2 separate regions of the Homo sapiens genome follow, and region 2 is linked to region 1. The links are chromatin contacts, found by Hi-C in ENCODE. All regions are on one chromosome and are shown on one strand. Each heading gives the region's core, a stretch centred on a gene start or an enhancer-like site at or near the end of the contact. The rest is flanking DNA. Distances are from core to core; before and after follow the strand shown.

Evidence for each region. A loop is a pair of places that touch in the nucleus more often than their neighbours do. Pooled maps may share reads with other maps.
Region 2: a map with no recorded cell type shows a loop between it and region 1 (4-fold over the local background). The contact joins the enhancer-like site here to the promoter of FRMPD2 in region 1. A Hi-C loop is called at or near these places in 1 of 168 maps with a recorded cell type or tissue (GM12878), 6 of 37 single-sample maps with no recorded cell type and 3 of 50 pooled maps.

The regions. Positions count from the first base shown.
Region 1 is chr10:48,271,848-48,276,799 of GRCh38, forward strand. FRMPD2 (FERM and PDZ domain containing 2) reads right to left here and starts at 2,849. Exons shown (of 29, transcript NM_001018071.4): 1 at 2,696-2,849. The coding sequence starts at 2,720.
Region 2 is chr10:48,668,800-48,673,751 of GRCh38, forward strand. No RefSeq gene overlaps it. Among named protein-coding and RNA genes, the nearest start is that of WDFY4, 14 kb to the right of the region's middle. RefSeq lists an enhancer at 3,924-3,993. Within about 2 kb of position 2,857, at least 5 of the 41 ENCODE cell types and tissues checked have a DNase peak (open chromatin) inside an H3K27ac peak, as active enhancers do; they include GM12878, where a contact is called at or near this core.

The DNA.
Region 1 (4,952 bases), core at 1,599-4,098:
CACCTCACCGTGGGCAAGTTACTTCCTCTCTTTACTCGTTTATACCATGAGTTATTGTGTCTGGCATATGGCAGTTTTTCAATAAATCCTAGCTATTCATATTATGAATCCTGAGTATATGGAGAGGGCAGGGAATAGGCTAGAGACAAGCCAGCAAAACTGGGGTTTCAGACCAGAAATGACTTCACTAATGGAGCTGCAGGTAGCATTGTCCTGGGCTGCACACCGCAGCCCTTGCTATTCCTGAGCAGTTGAATTCATAGTCATCTATTCATGGTGTTCTTTTTAATAAGTCCAACATTTTGGTGAGTGACAGCTTCATCCCCAGAGAGAAGGAAGTATTCTTCCTAATTCTTCCTTCGTGCCCCCTTCATTTGCACCCATGAGTCATTTTCTCACCACTCTGTATTCTGCTCCTTAAACCTTTCTTGGATTCTGTGATATGCTGAAGAAGGCTCCTACTGGCCTGTGAGAGCCAATTGTTAAATTTCCAGAAATTTTGTAAGCTGGTCATTAAACACAGCCATTACCAAAAAGTATTATAAAAATCTCCAATTAAATAAGTTATATTAACAATATGTTGAAACTCACCATTTCCAAATTATTTTACTGCATTTTACTGTTGTCTGTGCTTTGGAACTTATTTAAATGAAATACATTTCTATGATGGAAATACTGTGTAATGGTGTGCTGGTGCACAGCCCTTCCACCTTTGTGTTCAGCGATATCACATTGGGAGCTTGTGATTGGCCATGGTGGTAGTATTTATACCACAAAAATTGGCAAAAGCTACAAATTAGGGCTTGGTTTGCTGTTTTTTCATTCCCTAAGAAAACTAAGAAAGTGATGGAGAAAATGTTCATGCAGATTAAACCTAAAAGTGTGTCGCGTCCATAGTTGTTACATTGTGAATAACACAAAAATTGGGAAAACACTCTTCCAAATTCAAAAACTATGATCTGATCCAGCAGTCACTCATGTCATTGACAGATGAGTGAAGTTAAGACAATCATCTTCATTGTTTCACTTTCTTCTTACTTGTCAATGTAAACAAAAATATCAACCAACATTCATATTGGAACTACATTCAGTGGTCAATTGCAAACAGGCTGACCAAGGGTATAAGAGTTCAGCAAAAATCAACAAATGCATGCTGTGAGAATCAAATGGCTATATAGAATTTGTAATAAAGAGTATTTTATATTTTATTACTTGTAAATTGTGCAATATACATCCTTCATATCAGTAAAATTTATAATGAACTTATTAGATGCATATGTATTTGTTTTTGCTCACAGTGCTGGCAGCACCAGCTTGGAGACCTCCCCTTCTCTACATTCCACTGTTGTTTTCTTAGGTTAGGCCATCTGTCATCATTCCAGGTTTCATCCTCTCCAATCCCACACCCATATTGCTACTAGATTAATCTTCTTAATATTAAATGCAGACACGACACATCCTTCATTAAAACTACCAGTGCCTATCTGGGACCTTCTGAGTGAACTCTGGGCCATAGAAGGCCTTCCTTGCTCTCCCCTGTTCACCTCTGCAGCCTCCTTTCTTATCAGATTCCCCTGTTCCCACTTTACTAAAGTTAGGCCAAACTGCCTGCTGTTCCCAGAGCATGCTTTACTTATTCATGCCACTGGGCCTTTGCATGTGCTTTTCTCTGCTTGGGATGCCTTTTCCAATCCCCCTGCTCCCAACTCCTGCTAGTGTTCGCTTAGCATTAAAGCCATGCTCAAGCAACACCTCTCCCAGGAGCCCGTGCCACCTCCATTTCGGCACTTGCTATCACCGCCAGTTTTCATGCAGGTCCAGCATTCTGCCCCCCGACCCCCACTGTCCTACAACCTGGAAGATCCTCTGGGCTGGGGGAGACATCCCCAGCATTTGGCATGTGGCCCCAGGAGATACCAAGTAAGTTCTCGTTGAATTAATGAACTACTTAATTGGTTTCAGCTACAGCCTATAGCAAATCACAGGATTTAGCCAGGAGAAATAGACACGACTCATCTCTGAACTCAATTGTTGCTTTAAAAAAAAAAAAAAGTTGTTTACACTGTTGAAAACCTCAACTGAGTTTTTTCTTTCCTTTAAGCATACAAATAAAGCCAGGTGAATCATTTCTTTTCCATTGTTTTCTGGAAGTCAGCTAGGCATACCCTGAGTCTTCTTACTTTAAACCACTGATACTCTTTAAGCAATAACCAAAACACTTGCTTCTGAAAGATAGTGACAGCCATGATTTACTGGGCTACTCAAATGCTCCAAGTATGTTCTAAGTGCCTTACGCGTGTCACCCCATGAATCCTCAGCAACATCGTAACGCATGGGGCATTATTATCCCCATTTTACAGGTAAGAAAAACGAGTCTTAGGAAAGTTAAAAGAGTCATTTGAATTTGCACAGATGCTGAATAGCAAAGCAGTGATTCAAACAAGGGGTGGTCTGATTCTAAAGTCCATGTTTTCTCTTCTGAGCCCATTCTTTATTGCTAAAAAACAAATACAATGTCTATCAGGCTTAGCCAATGGCCTGGAACAAATAATACTCCAAATAATACCACAAAGGGCACTGACACAGGTCCTTGCCCAGCTGTGTTCTTCTTATTCCGGATACCTAGACCCAGTAAGAAGTTTGCCCTTTCCCTGACCAGATTTATAGGAGAAAACTGAATGATGCCAAGGAATACCTGCGTCCTTCGTTAAAGGCTGCATCCAAAAGTCTCCGTGACCAGGTCTAGGCCTTCATCATGGGACAACTTTCCAACAAGGAGCAGGGGTCTCTTGCAAGTCTGTCCGCGGAGCTCCCTGCCACCAGCACTGTTGCCGCTGTCTTTGTTTACTGCTTGTCACTAAGCACTTGCTGCCCAGCGAGTGAGTCAACAAGGCCCCTTCCCTTTCCTGCCACCACTCTCATTCCCTGGGTCCTGCGCAGTCTCTGGCCTGTTAGCAGGCACTGCCACCCCAGCAGCCTGCGTCCTCAAAGCCAGTGACCCGTGAGAGAGCCAGGAAGAGCTCAAGTGGATTAGGTGCCACTGAAGGCAATGGGATTGCTGCTCAGCAGGGCTTTTACGCTGATGTCTCTTTATCTCCTGGCCCAATCAAAAGAAAGAGCTCTGCAAGGAACTGGGGGCAGCCCCAGAGCAGAGGCTTAGTGTCATCAACTCAAGAGTCCTCCATGCCCTTTCATAGTGTCAGACATTGGACCTGCAACCAACAGGACAGGGAACCATGTGAAAGCAGCAGGAGGAAATGATAACCTGGATCTGTCTGTGAGAAAGCAAGAAAAATGTGGTTAGAGAAAGGGGGAAAGGAATTCTTACTCTTTCTGGTGCTTGGATTCAGAAAGGAACCAGCAGAGATGGGGAACAGCAAGAAGTAGATCATAGCTCTGTAGTAGAAGGGGCAAAAGAACAGATCTCTCAAGCCCTTTAAATCAATAGCAGTGTCAAAACTGAGACGTATTTATTTAAAAAGAAAACATGAGTTTTTGCCTGACTACAGAATAAAATACTAAAATTTGAGGCCGGGCACAGTGGCTCATGCCTGTAATCCCAGCACTTTGGGAGGCCAAGGCGGGCAGATCACGAGGTCAGGAGATCGAGACCATCCTGGCTAACATGGCAAAACCCCGTCTCTACTAAAAATACAAAAAATTAGCTGGGCCTGGAGGCGGGTGCCTGTAGTCCCAGCTACTCCGGAGGCTGAGGCAGAAGAATGGCGTGAACCTGGGAGGCGGAGCTTGCAGTGAGCCAAGATCGGGCCACTGCACTCCAGCCTGGGTGACAGAGCGAGACTCTGTCTCGAAAAAAAAATCTGATGAAACTCAGTGCTGGTGAGGGCATGGAGAATGAGTACTCTCATATGCCAATAGTGAGATTACAGATAAGTGCAACTTCTCTGCAGGGAATTTGGTAATATTCATCAAATTTGTAAATGTACATATCCTTTGTAAACCCAGCTGCTAAGAAGTAACCCCATGGACATTCTTGCAAAAGTTCACCAAAGCATCTGAGAAAGGATGCTCTTTGCAGTGTATTTTGGTAGTAGCAGAAAACTGAAAGCCACTGAAGTGCCCATCAACAGTGATTATTGTAGTTCACACACAGTAGAAAACCAGCTATGCAGCTGTGTAAAGGAAGGAAGTAGATCTGTGTGTGCTGGCATATAACAATTGCCTAGAAAATTCTTTAAGTGACAAAAGGTATGGAATAGCCTAGTATGTTTCCTTTTATTACAAATAGGTACATAAAGACCAGGTATATTTACGTATATTTATGTATACATATTCTTTATACACTGTAGTATATTAGAATATTATGTAGACATATTCTTGTGGTTCTGGAAGGAATCACAAGCAACTTAATAGTGGTTGCTAGGGGAAAGAGTTTTGGCTCATTATTTAGTCAGGAAAATTATTGTTCATTTTGGTATTTTCCCCCTATAACCTTATGTTATATTACTTGAAAAAAACTAAAAAACACAATGTTTTACATTTTTTTCTGCTTAAAGCTATCTATATTGACATTCCCTGCTAGCTAGCAAAACATTTCACAATATCTGCAACAATCTTTTACTGTTTTTTCCAAACTTGTCTTCTCATCAGATTCAGCCTTGAAGACGATAAAATGCAGATTCCCAGGCACCACCCTGAATCTGCTGAACCTGAATCTCTGGGCCCGAGCCAGAGCATCTGTATTTTCAGCAAGTGTCCAGGTAATTTTTATTTAGTAATTTTTTCAGGCTGACCACGCAACCTTTCTCCCAGAAGAAGAAAGTTGACTTCTCCAGTCATGTGGCTCGTTCACAACAGAACAAAAAGCAACACCTAAGTCATCTGCCAACAGGTAAATGCTGGTCTGCTTAAAGTCACCACCACTTTCACTTTTTCTGTTAAAAATACTAGCAGTAACCCCCTTCTATTGTTGCTCTGCTAACATTTCATTA
Region 2 (4,952 bases), core at 1,607-4,106, 400 kb after region 1:
CTTATAGTTGATTGATTCTAACAGAATGCTTTCACTGATTTTTGCCAAACATTGGTATCCCTAGCCAATCTATGGTCTCAATTTAACCATTATTTGACAAATGGAGTTGCATTCCAATCCACAGCACTTTATCTAATACATTTATAGTCATGAAATCTGATGTGTAATCTGCTGCTAAGTGATGTCTCCTTCCCATACAAACTATATTGATTATCCTGCAGCCACTTTCAGATTCAGCACTAGCTTATATTGGAACTTCACTCATTTGTCAACGGGTGTGAGTGACTTTGTTTACTTGGATAATAGTTTTCAAATATGGGAAAAATATTATCTCAATCTTTGCACTATTCACAATGCAAGGGCTATAGACATAGCACAATTTAAGTTTAATCTACATTATTAACCTCCCTTTTCTGAAGTCTAACGAACAAAACAATAAACCAAGCCCTTGTTTGTAGGGTTTTCCAATTTCCATGGTGTAAATTCTCCCTCTGTGGACAATTGGAAGCTACCAACATGACATCCCTACATGCAGAGTTGGGAAGGAACATGCAGTAGCCACCAGGATAGAGGGTTTCCACCACTCAGAACTACAGGCGTGCCTCGCCTATTTAGGTAACAGCAAAATGTAATAGAGTGGTGCATTTTGAGTATTAATTACCTTTGTATAATAACATAAGTTATTAAATTATATGTTTATATAATTTAATTTTAGTTTTAATGGCACAGAAGTATCTTTCTTCTTTCTGGATCAACCACATAGAATTTCAATTCTACTGTGAATATTATCTTTGAAATCACAATATTGTCAATGCTATATATTTGCTTTCTAGTTTTTAGAGTTGACCTATAAACAAAGCAAGTAAGACACTTTTAGTTAGCTAATACAAATATTTTAAACCATGATGATATAAAAATAATAATATAGAAAACAAAAGATGGGGAGGAGCAAGGGAGGAAGAATAACTACATCAGTACAGATTGAATGTCCTTTATCCAAAACGCTTGGGTTTGTAACACAAAGGATAAATGCTTGAGGGGATGGGTACCCCATTCTCCATGATGTGATTATTTCACATTGCATTCCTGTATCAAAACATCTCGTGTACCCCATAAGTATATATACCTACTATGTACACCCAAAAATTAAAAACAAAGAAAATTAAACAAAACAAAATGCTTGGAACGAGAAATGTTTTGGATTTTTGATTGTTTTAGATTTGGGGATATTTGCACCATGCTTACTGGTTGAGCATCCCTAATCTGAGAATCTGAAATCTGACACAGCCCAATGAGCTTTTCATGTGAATATTATCTCAGGGCTCAAAAAGTTTCAGATTTTGGAGCATTTCAGATTTTCATTTTGGATTAGGGATACTCAACCTCTATTCTTGTCTTTCATAGTTGTGAATGCCATCTTAATTTGATACATAAAAAAGTGAATATACTATTTAAGGTCATGAAGGAAATTATTGAAAGGTATGTAAAATATAATGAACAGAGTTGAAAAGGCAACATTTAGAAGGATAAAATAAAAATATAATTACAAATCAGGAGTAGAAGAGAGTAAGAAGGAGATAGTGTAAGCACTCTAATTTTCTTATTTTTTATGTCTGAAGGCCCAAAGATATTGTCAAAAATTCATAAATCCTAAAGAAGTTTATTAGTTGAAGTTATAATGAAGATCAGAATATCTAAAAACAACTACTCTTGGTGATTATTTGGGCAAATGGAAAATGGTCAGGGGCAAAAGGGAAACTTCTTTTTATGTTCTTATAAACTGACTTTTGTTTTCCAGGTGCAAGTATTATTTTATAAGTAAAAAGAAACCAATATCTACTATTAAAAATGCAACTTCTGCTTCCTCCAGCCTGGACCTTATTTACTTTGCAGTAATCCCTTTTACAGTATATTTTGATTTCCACTATATGTAGAAACATCCCAGAAGGCCTGAAGTCACACTTAATTCCTGTGTCCAGTTCTCATGGCCCTTCACCTTCCCCTCCACCAGCGGGGGGTGGGGGTGGGGTGGGGGGGTTGGGGGGGGAGCAGAATTCTCCTGTTACACTGGAGAGCTGCCACATTTTGTGCCTGTCTACATCACAGTAATTCACAAAGTGCTAAACATTGCACTTTGCCATATGGTACATTCTTATTTTTCAATTCTCATTACCTCACATGTATAAACAAACAAACAAACAAAAAAGGCTTCAGGAAGTTCAGTGCCCTGCTCAGAGTCCTGCAGTTTAGTGGCTTACACTGGCAGGTTCCTTCTCTCCTGCAGCAGAGAATCAAGACAGAGAATCCAATATCCCCAGTGTATCCTCCCCCAGAAAATGTGGTGTTCCCCCGACAAAAAGAAGTCAATGTCTAATGTTCCCATCTTGTCTCATAATCCCTTTCAAAAAGGAGGAATTGCTGTCTGAGAGGGTATTTTGTTCCCCAGTGACTGAGGGCAGGGCAGGGGCAGGGAAGGCTTCCCCTCTCTTCTGGCCCTAGAGGCCCTGTAAATGCACTGTGCAGTCACTGACGTGCCCTCAGGCAGGGCCCTGGCGGGAAGGGGGCTGTTCCAGGTCTACCAGCTTCACACCCTTATTCTATTGAATTCTCATGAAAACAAAATCTGTGAAACAGCTGTGATCTTCATTTTCTGATGAGGGAACAGAGCCTCCGTGCCCCCGAGATCACTGGTATGACTCCAAAGATTTTCCCTCTTGCCCCCGCTCCAGCAACGGGTGGCGGGACCAGGACCTGTCCCTTCCGCCTGGGAACGGTGCCCTGGGGCAGGGTCCCCAAGGCTCCTCTCCACCGTGGAGGCTGAGGCCAAGCCCACGGCACAGGGCACAGGCTCTGGCGGGGCGTGTTCGAGGTTGGGCGTCAGCGGAGGCCGCAGGGGCTCGGGCGAGGCAGCCACTGGAGCGCGGAGCCGGCCCCACCTGCAGGGCCCGGGCTTCCCCTCTGACAAAAGCTGCTGTCGGGAGGGGCTGTAAAGCAGCAGAGAAGACCAGGCGAGGGATCTGCACCAGAGGAAGGGAGGCAGGCCTTTCCTGTATTTATCTCTGCAGGAGCCGGGAGGGAAGCTCCTCCACGGAAAAGTGTCAAACCTTGCCCAAGCTCGCAGGTCCACGAGCGAAGCCCCCACCCCCTCTTCCCGCGCTGCTCCCAGGGGGCTGCCAACCTCGACCTCACGCAGCACTCTGTCCCCACCAGCCCCAGCCTCCCAGGCCCAGAGAGCGTGGCCCATAGTCCCCTTGGCGTCTTCTCACTCAGCGTGCCCCCTCCTGTGTGTCCCTGGGCAGTCTCTCAATGACCCGCTGTAAGGGGCCCTCTTAGGGGCAGGAGCGTCTGGCTCCTGTCCCTGGCTGAGACCCGTCTAGGCTGCCCCGCGCAGGGCCTCTCCCAGGTGCCTCCCTGGTTGTGGCGGGAACAGCCAGGTTTGTTCACTGGGAGCTGGAGTCCTGGCCTTGGGCGATTGCTCTGACTAGGGGGCTGACCCCCACTGACCCAGTCACCTGATCACCATCACCGGCCAGATCCCACCCCACGGCACTTGGGTGGTGCAGGTGTTCACTGGGCCAAACTGAGGTGCATGAGCAGAAAGCATCTCTCTCCGCAGGGCTGGGGTGGATGCCAACACTGGCCCCTGGGGTTGTTGGTGAGAAACCTCGATCAGCAAGAGGCCAGGGAGTGCTGGAGGCTGCTCTGGGGCTTCCGCCCGCTGGCCGCTGAGGTGAGATATTCAAATATCGGTGGGCGGGTTTTTCCCAGGTTAATCCTCTCTTAACTGACTGCACAGCCCAGAGGGAAATAGAAGAATCTCCAGGCCACCTTCAGAAATGAAGATGGATTCCTCGCAGAGTGCTAGCAGGAAGATACCTGATGGGCCGTCTAGTTCAACAGATTCCTCCCCATTCCACAGACAGCCCAGAGAGGAGAGGCACAAAGGATAATAATGACAAAGAATAGACATGACTGTGATCCAGCAGCTACATTTGCCGTGTGCCCACTTGCGTGCCAGGCTTTGGGCCAGCTGCTCTGTGCACTTGCTTTTCATGATTCTGCCAGGTATGGATCGATGTACCCACTTTACAGATGATAAAACCGAACTCCAAGGAGAGAATGATATGAACAGAAGCTATCTCAGAGCTGGAGGCTTGGTTATGCTCCTTACTCACCCCACCACATTGAATCCCTCAACAAGCTGTCAGCAGCGACGTCATTAGTTTCATTTCACAGATACACCTCTGAAATGAACTCGTGTTTTACTTTGGTCTCCCCTGGTTTTCCAGGCCTCCAAGCAGCCTCTGGGGCCACCTTCCCTGCTGGCCAGCTGTGTCCTTTCCTGCTGGAACCACCCAGACCCAGGCTCCCCATGCTCATCAGCCTTGAGCCTAGCATCTCCTTGGGACTGACCTGCTGGGTGGCCACTCCCCCAGAGCCACCTACTCACTATTACCTGCTAGATGCCTTGTAAATTCTCTTTATTTATTTATCTTTGGGGGTTTGTATGATTTTGTTTGTTACTTGTAAACAGTGGATTCATTTGACTTTTATCAAGTCATGTAAATGGATCTAATTTTATTTTTTGGTATATGTCTACCTGGTTATCCCAACATCATTTATTAACAGTCCATCTTTCCCCACTGATTTGAGATGCCACCTTTCTGTATGATACATTTTCACAGTTGAGGCTATTTCTGGATTTTCTATTCTGTTTTGTTGTTCTCTGTTTATTCCTGTGACACACTGTTTCCATGATAAAAGACTTAGGGCCAGGCATGGTGGCTCACACCTGTAATCCCAGCACTTTGGGAGGCTGAGGCGGGCGGATCATGAGGTCAGGAGTTCGAGACCAGCCTGGCCAACATGGTGAAAACCTGTCTCTACTAAGAACACAAAAATTAGCCGAGCGTGGTGATGGGTGCCTGTAATCCCAGCTACTTGGGAGGCTG